2 separate regions of the Homo sapiens genome follow, and region 2 is linked to region 1. Evidence: chromatin contacts called from ENCODE Hi-C or POLR2A ChIA-PET data. All regions are on one chromosome and are shown on one strand. Each heading gives the region's core, a stretch centred on a gene start or an enhancer-like site at or near the end of the contact. The rest is flanking DNA. Distances are from core to core; before and after follow the strand shown.

The links. Hi-C counts contacts between places; a loop is a spot of excess contacts on that map. ChIA-PET counts read pairs that join two places held with the same protein, here RNA polymerase II (POLR2A). Pooled maps may share reads with other maps.
Region 2: a pooled map shows a loop between it and region 1 (2.8-fold over the local background). The contact joins the enhancer-like site here to the promoter of LINC03110 in region 1. A Hi-C loop is called at or near these places in 1 of 50 pooled maps. POLR2A ChIA-PET finds 5 or more read pairs at or near these places in 2 of 52 experiments (OCI-LY7 and activated B cell).

The regions. Positions count from the first base shown.
Region 1 is chr18:58,654,282-58,661,698 of GRCh38, forward strand. It overlaps LINC03110 (long intergenic non-protein coding RNA 3110), which reads left to right and starts at 4,258. Exons shown (of 4, transcript NR_187442.1): 1 at 4,258-4,350; 2 at 5,582-5,732; 3 at 6,151-6,289.
Region 2 is chr18:58,883,962-58,890,997 of GRCh38, forward strand. The region is part of intron 2 of ZNF532 (zinc finger protein 532); the gene reads left to right. Among named protein-coding and RNA genes, the nearest start is that of ZNF532, 23 kb to the left of the region's middle. RefSeq lists enhancers at 5,355-5,855, 5,856-6,356. Within about 2 kb of position 3,695, at least 27 of the 41 ENCODE cell types and tissues checked have a DNase peak (open chromatin) inside an H3K27ac peak, as active enhancers do; they include OCI-LY7, where a contact is called at or near this core.

The DNA.
Region 1 (7,417 bases), core at 3,008-5,507:
GTACTGATGAAAAGAATGCACCTTGTAGTTGTATGTGGTTTGGGGGCAGAATGTTCTGTAAATGTCTGTTAAGTCTATTTGGTCTAAAGTCCAATTTAAGTCCGATGTTTCTTTGTTAATGTTCTGTCTCTGTGATTTCTCTAGTGCTGTGAGTGGGGTATTAAAATCCCCTGCTATTATTGTATTGCTGTCTATCTTTCTTTAGGTCTAGTAATATTTGTTTTGTGAATTTGGGTGCTCTGATGTTGGGTGCATATATATTTAGAATTGTTATATCCTCTTGCTGAATTGATCCCTTGATTATTATATAATGGCCTTCATTTTTTTAAATTATATTATGTTTTTGGTTTAAAGTCTGTTTTATCTGATATAAGCATAGCTATTCCTGCTCACTTTTGATTTCCATTTACTTGGAATCTCATTTTCCACCTCTTTACTTTTAGTCTATGTGTTTTTATGGGTAAGGTGAACTTATTGTAGGCAGCATATAGTTGGATCATGTTTTTTAAATCCATTCTACCAAACTCTACCTTTAAAGTGGCACGTTTAATCCATTTATATTCAAGGTTAATATTGACACAGGAGGCTTTGTTCCTGTCAAATTGCTGATTGTTTTCAAGTCGTTTTTATAAATTCTTTGTTTCTTTTCTTTCCTTGTCTTTGTGGTTTGATGAAATTCTGTTGTGTTGCCATTTGATTCCTTTCTTTTCCTCCTTTGTGTTGCTGTTTTATACGAACTGTGAACTTTCTAGATTTTCTAGTTGGTGAGTGTGCAGCTACTCGTAATAGTCTCTAATGATCTTTTGTATTTCTGTGGTTTCAGTCGTAATGTTTCCTTTTTCATTTCTGATTGTGTTTATTTGGATCTTCTCTCTTCTTTGTTAGTCTAGCTAGTGGTTTATCATTTTTGTTTACCTTTTCAAAGAACCGCTTTTCATTTCAACAGTCCTTCGTATTTTTAAATCTCTATTTCATTTAGTTCTGTGTGTCTTTTATATTTCTGTGTGTTTTCATAATGGTGAAAATTAACCTTTCACTTCCATGTTTAAGACCCCTTTGAGCATTTCCTGTACAGCTGATCTAGTGGTGACAAATTCCCTCAGCATTTGCTTGTCTGGGAAGGAGTTTATTTCTCCTTGATTTATGAAGTCAGCTTCTGGCAGGACACAAAACTCTTGACTGACAGGTTCTGCTTAAGTTTAATATTTTTCTGTGGCTGCTAATTGTTCACATGTTTTCATTATGAAGTAATTTTAATGCCACTTTGGTGGGCTGTTAATCCCTTTGGGGGCCTCATGCAAGCAAGAGCTAGCACAAAGGATCAATTTAGGTCTTGTTCTGGGGGTTACCTAGAGGGGCAGCAAAACCTCAGTAGGGTAAGCCATAAATAATCTAAAGTTCCTAAGAGCTGAAGAAGAAGGAAATGGCCATCCAAAATAGAGCTGTACTTGCCCCAGCTAGGGAAATTAGGAACGAGAGATACCCAGTGATGAGGGTTGGGTCTTTGAAGAAGTGTCTATTAATATGGCCACCAGAGAGCTCTAAACATCTGCCAAGTTTCTAGAGCCCCCTGTTAGCTCAACATAACAGTACCAGCCAGGTAAGCATTCCTTGTACCCCATACCTCTTCTCCCTTCCTGCAGTTTATGCTTGCAGGGTCAGAAACCACACTTGGCAAACTGCAGAAGAAAAGGTAAAAGCAGGCCGGGCGTGGTGGCTCATGCCTGTAATCCCAGCACTTTGGGAGGCCAAGGTGGGCGGATCACGAGGTCAAGAGATCGAGACCATCCTGGCCAACATGGTGAAACCCCGTCTCTACTAAAAATACAAAAAATTAGCCGGGCGTGGTGGCAGGCACCTGTAATCCCAGCTACTTGGGAGGCTGAGGCAGGAGAATCACTTGAACCTGGGAGGTGGAGGTTGCAGTGAGCCAAGATGGCACCATTGCACTCCAGCCTGGGCAAAAAGAGTGAAACTCCGTCTCAGAAAGAAAAAAAAAAGGTAAAAGCATTAGATGGAATCACATGGAAACAGCCTACCTCCTTCCTTCCTCACTGCAGGCTTCTCATCTGAGCTCGGGAAAGGAGGAGCCTCCTAGATTTGATTATGTGATGATTACCCAAGATTGGACATTTTAATTACTAATTGCAAGACCTTTTTATTGCACATGAATAAATGGAATAGTCATATTGTCCCAAATTTAATCGAGGGTGGGACAAAGACTAATTCCACAGAATACATTTAAAGCAATAGTGGGAGTTAAAAGTAAAATTGCATTATAATTAGACCCTCCAAGTCCTGCCTGTTTAACTTAAGGTTGCTCACACTACTGAGGCGAGATAGAAAAGTAGTTGGTGAATTTCAATTGGAAAAGTGTAGCCATGGGAAGGAACCTAGGAGTCTCATCTCTCTCCTGAAGTTAATCTGCCCAATGTCTCAAAGGCCTCAAGAACTGTTCTCAGGGAAGTATTAGAATGCAAATAAAACCACCATTCTACTTTTGACTAGAAATCCTCTGGTGGTTGCCTGAGATGGGGAGGTATTGTTTAATGGGTATAGAGTTTCAGTTGGGGAAGATGAAAAAGTTCTGGAGATGAATGGTGATGTCACAACAATGTGAATGTACTTAATGCCACTAAATTGCACGCTAAAAAATGTTAAAATGGAAAATCTTATGTATTGTATATTTCATCACAATAAAAAAATAGCATAGGATGATTGTTTATCCACTGGGAAAATAAAATAAAATAATCATTATTACCTCTAAAACCAAAATAAAACCCTGATGGATGCTTTGCCAGTTAAAGCATCTTCAGAAAGATGACAAGAAGTTAGACACTGTATCCACAGGAACAATTTGGCTTAGGCAGAAAAGGGAGATTTGTAGGCTCACCCAACTGAACTGCAGGAAAGGTGGGTATGAGCTGGACCTCAGGACTGACCACACCTGGGACTGGAACACCACCCGCCCTTTCTCTGTCTCTTGTTTCTGCTTCTCTCAGTGCACCAGCCACTCTCTCCCACCACAGACTGGCTTCTTCTGCACAGCCTGTGGGACATGGCCACCGAACAGCTCAGACTCATACCTCACAGGTTTGCCACCTGAGCAAACCCAAGATCTTCCATCTGGTTGAAGGTCAGAAGTCTCAGGACTGAATTTGGGGAACATGCCTATCTGTAGCCAATCACTGAGTTAGGGAAGCAGATCAGTCAGAAACTGGGGGATCCCATTAAACCACACTGTGGAAAGCAGTATTCCTGAGAACAGAGTGCTACTCCACTCTAGGCAGACAAAGCAGTAGCCACCAGCTATCTGCACAGTCCTTCCCTTCTCTGGAACAGATCCCAAACAGTGCTGGGAAGACCTCAGCAGCACAGTTGGACCACCTATGTGCTCCTTCCGCCCTCATTACTTGTACATCCTGGATCCCTGGATTTCTTAGCTAATGCTGGGTTGGCAGAAATGAGGGGGAGGGGAGCAGTAGAATCCTGCCCTAAATTGCAGCCAGTCATCTGAGGTCATTTTTTCCTTGTCAATGCTATATCCCCAGAGGGTTGGACCCTTCTCTATTCTGTTATGCTTTATTCAGACAATTTCTAGAACAATGTTGGCCAGTATAGATGATTCCCGTCATTTTATCTCTACTACCTAGGTCCAAAGATTCCCCCCACAACCTTGTGAATCTCTGACTCAGTGTTATTAGTCTTAAAAACCCAGGTGCTGAACCAGACTATGCTGTGCTCCTCTTTGGAGTGAATCTTGGATTATCAAATAATCAAATAATGGCTAAGATCAGCCCTTGTTTCCCCATGTCCCTGCTTAGTGCCAGCTCTGTCTTCATCCCCTCCCAGGCTTGGCCACCCTTCTGCTGAGATGCACCCTAGCATGTTGCCCATAAAGGAATGTGAAAAAAGTATCTACACTTCTGAAGATAGTGTGCTCCACCCTTCAAAGCTTTAGGAAGATAAATTTAGACATAAAACAGGAAGTATTTCTCTGTGTGGCTAAGAGTGATCTAAGAGAAGTTATTTCCTCAAGATATTTTGAAGCTGTAGTGTGGGGAAACAGTTCTCAAACCCCAGTGTGGATCAGGATCACCTGGAGGGCTTACTAAGCTACATATTGTTGGGTCCACCCCAGAGTTTCGATTCAGTCGATCAGGGGATCAGAGGTGGGGCCTAAGAATTTGCATGTTTTTAACTCTTTTTTTTTTTTTTTTTTTTTGAGATGGAGTCTCGCTCTGTCACCCAGGCTGGAGTACAGTGGCAAGATCTCGACTCACTGCAACCTCTGCCTGCCGGGTTCAAGCAATTCTCCTGGCTCAGCCTCCCAAGTAGCTGGGATTACAGGTGCGTGCTGCCATACCCGGCTAATTTTTTATATTTTTGGTAGAGACAGGGTTTCGTCATGTTGGCCAGGCTGGTCTCAAACTCCTGACCTCAAGTGATCAGCCCACCTCAGCCTCCCAAAGTGCTGGGATTACAGGTGTGAGCCACCACACCCAGCCAGAATTTACATTTTTCAAAAGGTCCCTGATGTTGCTGAGGCAGGACCACACTTTAAGAACCACTATAGTAGAGGTTTAGGAAGAGACAGAGAAAAATCTCTCCAGGCTACAAGACTGTCTGATGCTGAAGGTCTTGGCCTAGGTCAGCTAAGGTGCTCTTTAGGGTTGATATTCTGTGATTGTTAAACAGGTGACTAAATATGTATCTGTGTCAAGCTACTCTTATTATCATTAAACAGTTCTTGACTGCTTACTTTATTAAAATATAAGAATTTCCAAGAGCTTCGGACCTCTGATCTATATATAACAGAACTTCATTAAGTATAACTCACTAAGTCACTTAGTGAAAAGCTTGAACTACAGAATAGTCTAACTAATTGCCCTTTCAAATAGGCATTTAACAATAATTTCAACTAGCCTCCTACAAAACTGTTTCACAGCAAAGCTTTCACTGATGTTTTTGCAAAATGAATTTAATTACTAATTATCATATAAGGATTAGCATATAGCTGATATGTAAATGTCTTAGGTATGATTTAAACTGTTGAGTCAACTGAACATGTACCTTCCTCTCCCACTTCCTCCAACAAATAAATCTTACTTGTATTTTAATTTAATACTGTGTCCATTCTTCTGAAATAGCTGTTTATTCTGAACATCTAATTTTAGACATATAACTAATATGGTACAATTTTCAACTGCCGGTTATTTAAATGCTGCCCCCTCCCTGACACAAATAAATCTTATTTACATATTATTTGCTTCATAAGTATTCCACCATCCTGCAGTCACTGTGATCATTGTCCCCAGCTAGTCTTTGATCTGTGATAATTGTCCACAGGTAGTCTTTGATCATATGTTCTCCTGTCTGGAGGAACTAATATGTCCTTCCAACTCTGCCCAGCCTTCAGGTACAATTTAGGCCCCTACTTTTCTCTTAGGCTTTCTTCAGCCACTGTAACTTTTTTAAGTTTCTCCCTTATCCAAAGTCCCTTACTACTTAGAACCTCGGAAGTAAAGGGACCTCAGAGAACATCCAGTCCACGCTGCCCTCTGTTTAAATGTGTCTACAGTGTACCACACCAAGGAACTCCCACACTCTGAATGAACAGCCCAGTGATCAGGAGCTTTGAATCAATTCTTGGCACCTAACAGTTTGTGAAGAGTCTGCTAAACTCCCTCTATCAGAAATCCCAGAGGACTGAGAACAGGTCATCCTTGGAGGTATGTAATACAGTATTTAACCACCTTTCTACCTGAGTGTGCTTACCTGCAAAGGGTAATGTCGATATTAACCGAGAATGATCATGGTTGTCACATTTAAACTAATAATAATAAAGTACACAATTTATTATGCAGAAAGAATCATGCCTTCATAATCAGTCTTCACAAAGATTCCTTTAACTCTCTGCACCCACCATTCCTAATCCTGGAAAATTATTTCTCTTTGCTCTTTGCTCATCCATAGGCTCTTTGACAAAAGTCTCCAGAAAACTACTGAACTACACACATCAACAATAAAGAAGTCCTAATGTCCAAAACCTTGCTTGTCACTTTTTTGTTTGTATAATTTATCTCCACAACTAGATCATAGGCTTCTAGAAAACATGAGTTCTGTTTTAAATTTTGTGCCCCTTGGCAGCTGTATCTGAATGGAGTCAGGATCTGGAAGCCCAAGTCTCCTTGTCAATGTCTGCTTGGTTCCCAAGGACACCTGTAAATGGAAGAGGGGCATAGTACACAGAAGACATTGCTGGCAAGTGTGGTCTCTTTACGATCAGGTGAGTCATCTGCTGAAATCTTTATAATAGACTTCTACCTTGATGGAATGGGTTGGACTAACGAGGAACCACCATTACTCCAAGGCCCAGAGCAGAGCTGGGCCATCAACTGTCTCCACACTTCCTGTCTTCTAGGTGCCACCCTGATCCCTCATTGCCTTTCAGCTGCATGTCTAAATCCCCACCCCACCCCTCATCTAGTTGGCTTTGATTCCAAGGACCTAGGACTGGAGTAGGGCTTTCACAAATAAGACAGCAGGAATGTAATGCAACCTAATGAGCAGACTAAGAAAGCATCTATACAGAAGAACAGACATACAAATACCAAGGCAGATAAGAGTGACAAAAGACAAAAAAAAAAAAAAAAAAAAGAGAGAGAGAGAGAAAAAGCTGAAGCCGGTCAGAATTCATCAGGGGATGGTGTATGTCTACCACCTCAGTGGTCCTTTAAAGGTAAACGGGCTTATTTTTCATGCACCAGCCTATGGTCCCTTCACTGGGACACTCTCAACATCCCCGGCTTTTTATAACTCTGGCTGGAAAGGTCAGCTCTGAACTCTTCCTGGGCAGGGAAAGGAGTTCACATAGGGATTGGGGATGGAGTACGGGAGCAGAGGAGCAGTGCCTATGTTAGAAACCGGTAGGAAGGCCGGGCGCGGTGGCTTGCGCCTGTAATCCCACCACTTTGAGAGGCTGAGGTGGGTGGATCAACTGAGGTCAGGAGTTTGAGACCAGCCTGACCAATATGGTGAAACCTCATCTCTACTAAAAATATAAAAATTAGCTGGGCGTGGTGGCATGTGCCTGTAGTCCCAGCAGCTGGGCAGGAGAATTGCTTGAACCCAGGAGGTGGAGGTTGCCGTGGGGCAAGATCGTGCCACTGCACTCCAGCCTGGGTGACAGAGGAAAACTCTGGTTTCAGAAAAAAATAAAATAAAATAAAATAAAATAAAAGCAGCAGCAGCAGCTGGTAGGAGCTGGATGCCTGGAAGAATAAAGAGCCTTTCTCCCTTAGGAGTGAGCCTAATAGATGGATCTTTACTCCCTTTCTCCTGGGCCCTCTACTGGTCTTTGCTTCTCCCATTTTTCACATTCTGACTGCATATACATACATGGCAATATATAGAG
Region 2 (7,036 bases), core at 2,445-4,944, 230 kb after region 1:
GACCTGTGAAATCCCCAGAGAAGTAGGTTACCTTCAGCTACTAGTTTTCTCTTCCATGTTTTCTAATGCTGGAAGTCTCAAAAAGTGTTTGCAAATATTAATATTTTAAATTTAGTGCTTAAAATTTAAAAACTTGGCCGGGCACAGTGGCTTACGCCTGTAATCCCAGCACTTTGGGAGGCCAAGGCAGGCAGATCACCTGAGGTCAGGAGTTCAAGACCAGCCTGGCCAATATGGTGAAACCCTGTCTCTACTAAAAAATACAAAAATTAGCTGGGTGCGCTGGGCGCGCTCCTGTAATCCCAGCTACTTGGAGGGCTGAGGCAGGAGAAGCGCTTGAACCTGGAAGGTGGAGGTTGCAGTGAGCCAAGATTGTACCACTGTACTCTAGCCTGGGTGACAAAGTGAGACTCCGTCTCAAAATTTTTTTTAATTGACAAAGTAAATGAGAAGAAGCAGCGACTATTGCTGATAGTTCGGAGCATTTCAGGGACAAAAGCTTCTGTGCAGGATTTAGGACCTAACGCACAAAAATGTGGAAGGCTTATTCAGGTGACAAAGGAAAATTGCTTTGAAGTTATTCTTTTTCTATACTCAAAACATCACTTCTAATGTAGGAAATCAATATTTTGAAGCTACAGTTTTTAGAGATGCTACTAAAAAGCATGGTACTTACAAAATGCCAAAGGAATGCTTCTAAAGTTGGTATGAGTTTTCCTCCCAAACCAGGAATCCCTTGTTACTAGTATTCACACAGATAAGTAACTTCTTAGTTTTGAAATATTAAAATTCATCAAACATGCTTCATTAAGGGAAAAAAAGGCAGTTTGTATCTAAACAGTAAAGAAATTTATAAATTTTTTCTTGTTTTCTCATTGTGAAGCTATTTGAATAACCCGTTTCAAGCAAAAGTTATCATGGATTTTCCTGAGGTTTATTAAAAGTGACAGGTTTAGCCTAGACCGTTTCAGTATTTCTATAAACTCACTGATGAATCAGTAAGCTACCAGTACAAGGGTTTTTTTTTTTTTTTCTTTTTTTTTTGAGATGGAGTTTCACTCTTGTTACCTAGGTTAGAGTTCAGTGGCATGATCACGGCTCACCGCAGCCTCCGCCTCCTGGGTTCAAGCGATTCTCTTGCCTCAGCCTTCCGAGTAGCTGGGATTGCAGGCATGTGCCACCACGCCTGGCTAATTTTTATATTTTTAGTAGAGACGGAGTTTCTGCATGTTGGTCAGGCTGGTCTCGAACTCCCGACCTCAGGTGATCTGCCCGCTTCAGCCTCCCAAAGTGCTGGAATTACAGGCATGAGCCACAGCGCTCAGCTGGGTGTTTTTTTGTTTTTGTTTTTTTTAGTTAAAAGAACGTATAGCCAGTGGAAAACAGAGCTTGTACAAAAGTACCTTTGACAGAATTGCCAGGATTGATGATTGTAGGAAATTTATTATTATCTTCATTTACAGATATACATTATGACCTTCAAAGTTTGTAGGAAATTTAAATTTCCACCTCCTGCCTTTTGTGCACATAATGAGATTTTGAAAATGCAAACCTACACTTATGTGGATGAATTTTGAAAAAATTCTTTTTAGTGTTAGAAGAATACAGTTGGACTGGGCATGGTGGCTCATGCCTGTAATCCCAGCATTTTGGGAGGCCGAGGAGGGTGAATTACTTGAGGTCAGTAGATTGAGAGCAGCCTGGCCAACATGGTGAAACTCCGTTTCTACAAAAACACAAAAATTAGCTGGGTGTGGTGGCAGGCACCTGTAATCCCAGCTACTCAGGAGGCTGAGGCAGGAGAATCACTGGAACCCGGGAGGCGGAGGTTGCAGTGAGCCGAAATCGCATCATCGTACTCCAGCCTGGGTCGAGACAATGTCTCAAAAAAAAAAAAAAGTTGGAAGTAGAGAGTAAAAGCTCAAAATTTCCCTCACCCCGTTTCATAGCCTTTTAAAGCTGGGGGTCAGGATCTGTGGTGGCATCCTTCTGAGCCTTTCTATGAATTTTACTTTATTTCTTTATTTTTTTTTGAGACGGAGTCTCGTTCTGTCATCGCAGCTGGTGTGTAGTGGCGCCATCTCAGCTCTCTGCAGCCTCCGCCTCCCAGGTTCAAGCAATTCTCCTGCCTCAGCCTCCTGAGTAGCTGGGACTACAGGTGTGTGCCACCATGCCCAGCTAATTTTTGTATTTTTTTTTAGTAGAGACAGGGTTTCACCACATTGGCCAGGCTGGTCTCGAACTCCTGGCCTCAAGTGATCCTCCTGCCTTGGCCTCCCAAAGTGCTGAGATTACAGGCGTGAGCCACTGCACCTGGTCCTTTCATTCAATTTTATGTATCTAGGAATTTTACGTGTCTATATGCTTAAATATAAAAACGTATGCTTATTTTATTTTAAGGTAGTGTATGTATTGTTTTGTGACCTGATTTTTTTTTTTAACTTAATGTTCAATCTTGATTGTTCCACTTCAGTACTTACAGTGACTCTAACCTCACTTTTAATCAGGGCATGGTACTCCATAAAAAAGGAATGTGCCAAAAACGATGTGAATGCACTTAACACTGTTGAACTGTGCATTTAGATATGGTTACCATGGTAAATTTTATGCTATGTGTATTTTTACCACAATCTGAAAAATAAAGGATGTACCATGATTGTTACATAATCGTTTATGTACCATTGTCATGGATATGTACATGATTTCTAGTGCTTTGCTATGTTACAAATAACTGTGCACCAAACGTTTTTGTACATGTGATCCTCAATTTGGGAGATTTTATTTCTGTGGTTTAAAACATTGCCTCTATGCCCTGAGATCAATGACATGTCATCCAGATATAGCACATAGAGGCCTTGCCCATTTTTCTTCAGGAATAACTAGGGGAAGAGTAGGTTTTTTTCTATATGGATTTTTAGAATTTATTGGTTGTGGGTATGCTATTAGAGAGAGACTATCCTGTAGTAATCTCCTTAGTTGGAGATGTTCTTTCATTAGCTTGTAATCTCAGTAGGTTCCTGGGCAAGCCCTGCCCAGAGCTCATTTTCACTTGTCCTTTACCAGATACCTGCAGGGATGGTCAGCTCTGGTAAATTACCTGGTTCCTAAGGCTTTTCTGGCGGTGAAATGAAGAACACCCTGAGGGAACACAGGCAGATGATGGAGTTCTGATAGCTTTGTTAGGTGGCTTATTCCGCAACACAGTTGCGTAGGGGCCCGAGGGGCCCTGGGCAGAACCCAGGCCTTCTGGTCTCCTGCAGTGGTTTGGTATTTAGTAAACTCTTCTGTGTTTGAATTTTTCTGTGCAGAACCACGGTTTTGAAATGCTAACCTGAGGGCAGTCTTGCCCTTTAAATGTACATTTTGTTTTCTGAAGAGAAACATGGGGCAGGTATTTTTGGAGGCTTTATATATTCAGTAAGTAGATATTCCACTGTTCAAGAACCTTCACGCTCACAGCAAGTCAGCACAATTCTGTTTTTGACTTTTGAGCAAGAAAAGGAAAACACTGGTCATGTGAATTGGCTGGAGTTGCTTAATTTGGTTATTGTTCGATGCATATTTATTTCCGGGGTGATGCAGCCCTCTGCCTCTCATGTGTTTGGGGTCAGTTGGGTGGTCTGGTGGGAGAAGAGGGGAAGAAAGAAAATGGGTAGTCTGCTGCATCATTGTGTGACCTGTCATCTTCCACCTGGGCTTAACACAAAACCACAAACCAAAACAGAACCCCCACGCTCACAGGAGGGACCGTCATGCAGGACTAGGCAGTATTGCTGGTTGTGGTTAGTGTCCTCTTCCCAATCCTAGGGCCTATCTGAAGGCTGGAGACCACACCGAGTCGGGGCGAGCTGCGGTCAGTGCCACTTCCTGAGGAAGTGACTGAGGCAGCCGGGCTTTGTGAAAGCTGCTTTATCCCTGCGTCCCCCGGGGCAGAGGGGAGCAGAAATAATATGCCAATGGCTTTTCCTGCGGAATTAAAGGAGCCCTCCCCAAACATCTTTTTATTAGATTAGAGCTTTGCGTTCATAAATTATTTCTAACTACTCTCCTATTCTAGTTCTCAGAAAATGGAAGGAGCAGAACTTCATATCTTTAAGGATTTTCTGGGATTATGCTCTAATCTAAATTATGAAAACTTGATATATTTTAAAGGAATTTACTCAGTTGAATAATAAACCACAATCATCATGAGTATTTTATTTTATATAGGCAGACAGTATAAAACTTTTAGATAGTTCATTAATAAAGGAAAATTGAACATTTTGGAACTTTCATGTGATTTTAGCAAACTGCAAATCAGTCAAATATTAAATCCGTTAACTCCATGTGAAAGTAAAGAATCACTTAGAATGTACAATGTCACGTTTTCTAATTTTATAAATATAAAATCAGATATTTTTCTTGTAAGTTTTCTTTTCAGAAATGAAAATATGGCCGGGTGCAGTGGCTCACGCCTGTAATCCCAACATTTTGGGAGGCCAAGGTGGGTGGATCACCTGAGGTCAGGAGGTCAAGAGCAGCCTGGCCAACATGGTGAAACCCTGTCTCTACAAAAATACAAAAAATTAGCTGGGTGTGGTGACGCACGCCTGTAACCCCAGCTACTTGGGAGGCTGAGGCAGGAGAATCGCTTCAACCTGGGAGGCGGAGGTTGCAGTGAGCCAAGATCACACCATTGCACTCCAGCCTGAGCGACAAGAGCGAAACTCTGTCTCCAAGGAAGGCAAAAAAAAAATTATATATATATATATATATATATATATAAATTATATATATATATTTTATATATATATAAAATTAATATATATAATTTATATATATATAAAATATATATAATTTATATATATAAAAAATTATATATATAAATTATATATATAATTTATATATATATAATTTATATATATATAATATATATTATATATATATATTTTATATATATATATATATATATAATTCATACAGGCTGAGTATCCCTTATCCGTAATGCTTGGGACCAGCATTTAGGTTTTTTTGTTCCAGATTTTGGAATATTTACATTATACTCACCAGTTGAACATCTCAAATCTAAAAATCCAAAATTTGAAAGTTCCAAATGAGCATTTGAGTGTTAATTTGGCACTCAAAAAGTTTAGGATTTTGGAGCATTTCAGATTTAGAATATTCAGTGTACTTCTCCCCCAGACCTCTTACAAATCATGTTTTCTCTTTCCGTGATTTTCTTTCTCTCTCTTTTCCAAGCATTTTAGATATATATGCCTAAGTAGTTAACACATAGAGTTAAAAAGCTCTGAAGTTAGCTAGATAGAGGTGAATAAACCCTCCCTGGGCACTTCCTGTTTCCAGGTAACTGCCACAAATAAAGAGGGATGCTTGTTCCAGGTGTACCTGAAATTTATCAGGTTGTCTTTCTTGAGCCATATAACACATATCCATGTACTTGTACTTTTTCTGTAAAATACAGTTAGTAAGAAAACAGCACTTATATTAACTTGTACTTTCTACTTAAAAGGATATTTTTCCAGAAGTGGAGTGGGTGTTTAAGAAATACAAACTCTTGGCCGGGTGTGGTGGCTCATGCCTGTAATCCCAGCACTTTGGGAGGCTGAGACAGGCGGATCACTTGATGTCAGGAGTTTGAGACCAGCCTGGCCAATATGGTGAAACCCCCTCTCTACTAAAAATACAAAAATTATCCCAGCTACTCGGGAGGCTGAGGCAGAAGACTCTCTTGAACCCAGGGGGTGGAGGTTGCGGTGAGCCGAGGTCACGCCACTGCACTCCAGCCTGGGTGACAGACTGTGATTCCATCTCAAAACAAAAAACAAAAAAACCCCAAAATTTGGCTAGGCGCGGTGGCTCACGCCTGTAATCCCAGCACTTTGGGAGGCCAAGGCAGGATCACCTGAGGTCAGGAGTTTGAGACCAACCTGGCCAACATGGTGAAACCCTGCCTCTACTAAAAATAAAAAATTAGCCAGGTGTGGTGGCATGCACCTGTATAGTCCCAGCTACTCAGGAGGCTGAGGCAGGAGAATCGTTTGAACCCGGGAGGTGGAGGTTGTGGTAAGCCAAGATCGCGCCACTGCACTCCAGCCTAGGAGATGGTGAGACTGTGTTTAAAAAAGAAAAAAAAAAATTAGCTGGGCATGGTGGCACACACTTGTAATCCCAGCTACTTGGGAGGCTGAGGCAGGAGAATCACTTGAACTCAGGAGGTGGGGGTTGCAGTGAGCCGAGATTTTGACACTGCACTCCAGCCTGGGGAGGAAAAATATATATATATATGAGTTATATATATATACACACACATACATATATATATATACACGTATATATATAACTCTTAAGTAAAATTAAGTACCCTGGTTAGTACTTAACTGTTACAACTGGGTTTATCTAAATATTTGCTCTTCTTCTACCCAGAGGGCCATTATTGTGTCTTTGACTCCAGTTTGATCCTTATTCTTTTTTTGATATAAAGGTGGTTCCATCATTATCTCCTTAATGACTTCTGGGTTTCTTTTTTTTAAACCTTAAACTGTACCTGGTATCTCCTTGCCAAAATCCCAATGACCCCGCATTGCTCTGTTACAGGAATTCTTTTCCCTCTGTCCTTGCACTAACTGCCGCCCATTTTTTTTTTTTTTTGAGAAATTTAAAAAGTAAGGAAGGATATGTGAATTACTTATTAAGTACTACCTGTATTCTCACCAGTCACTGTAATATGACTGTATGCCCAGTCTGTTCCCTCTCCCCTTCTTTTTCTCCATCCTGCCCTCTAGCTTCTTCTTCCTCCTCCCCCACTCCACCTCTTCCTCTTCCTCAGACCTCTTTACCTCTTCTTCCCGGTAGGTAAATGGTTCCTCTCCTTCCTTTTTTTTTTTCCTTCTTAAACTATTTTTTTAGATATGGGGCCTCTGTCATCCAGGCTGGGGTGCAGTGATGCTATCATAGCTCACTGCAGCCTTGACCTCCCGGGTTCAAGTGATCCTCCCACCTCAGCCTCCTGAGTAGCAGGAACTACACGCATGCCACC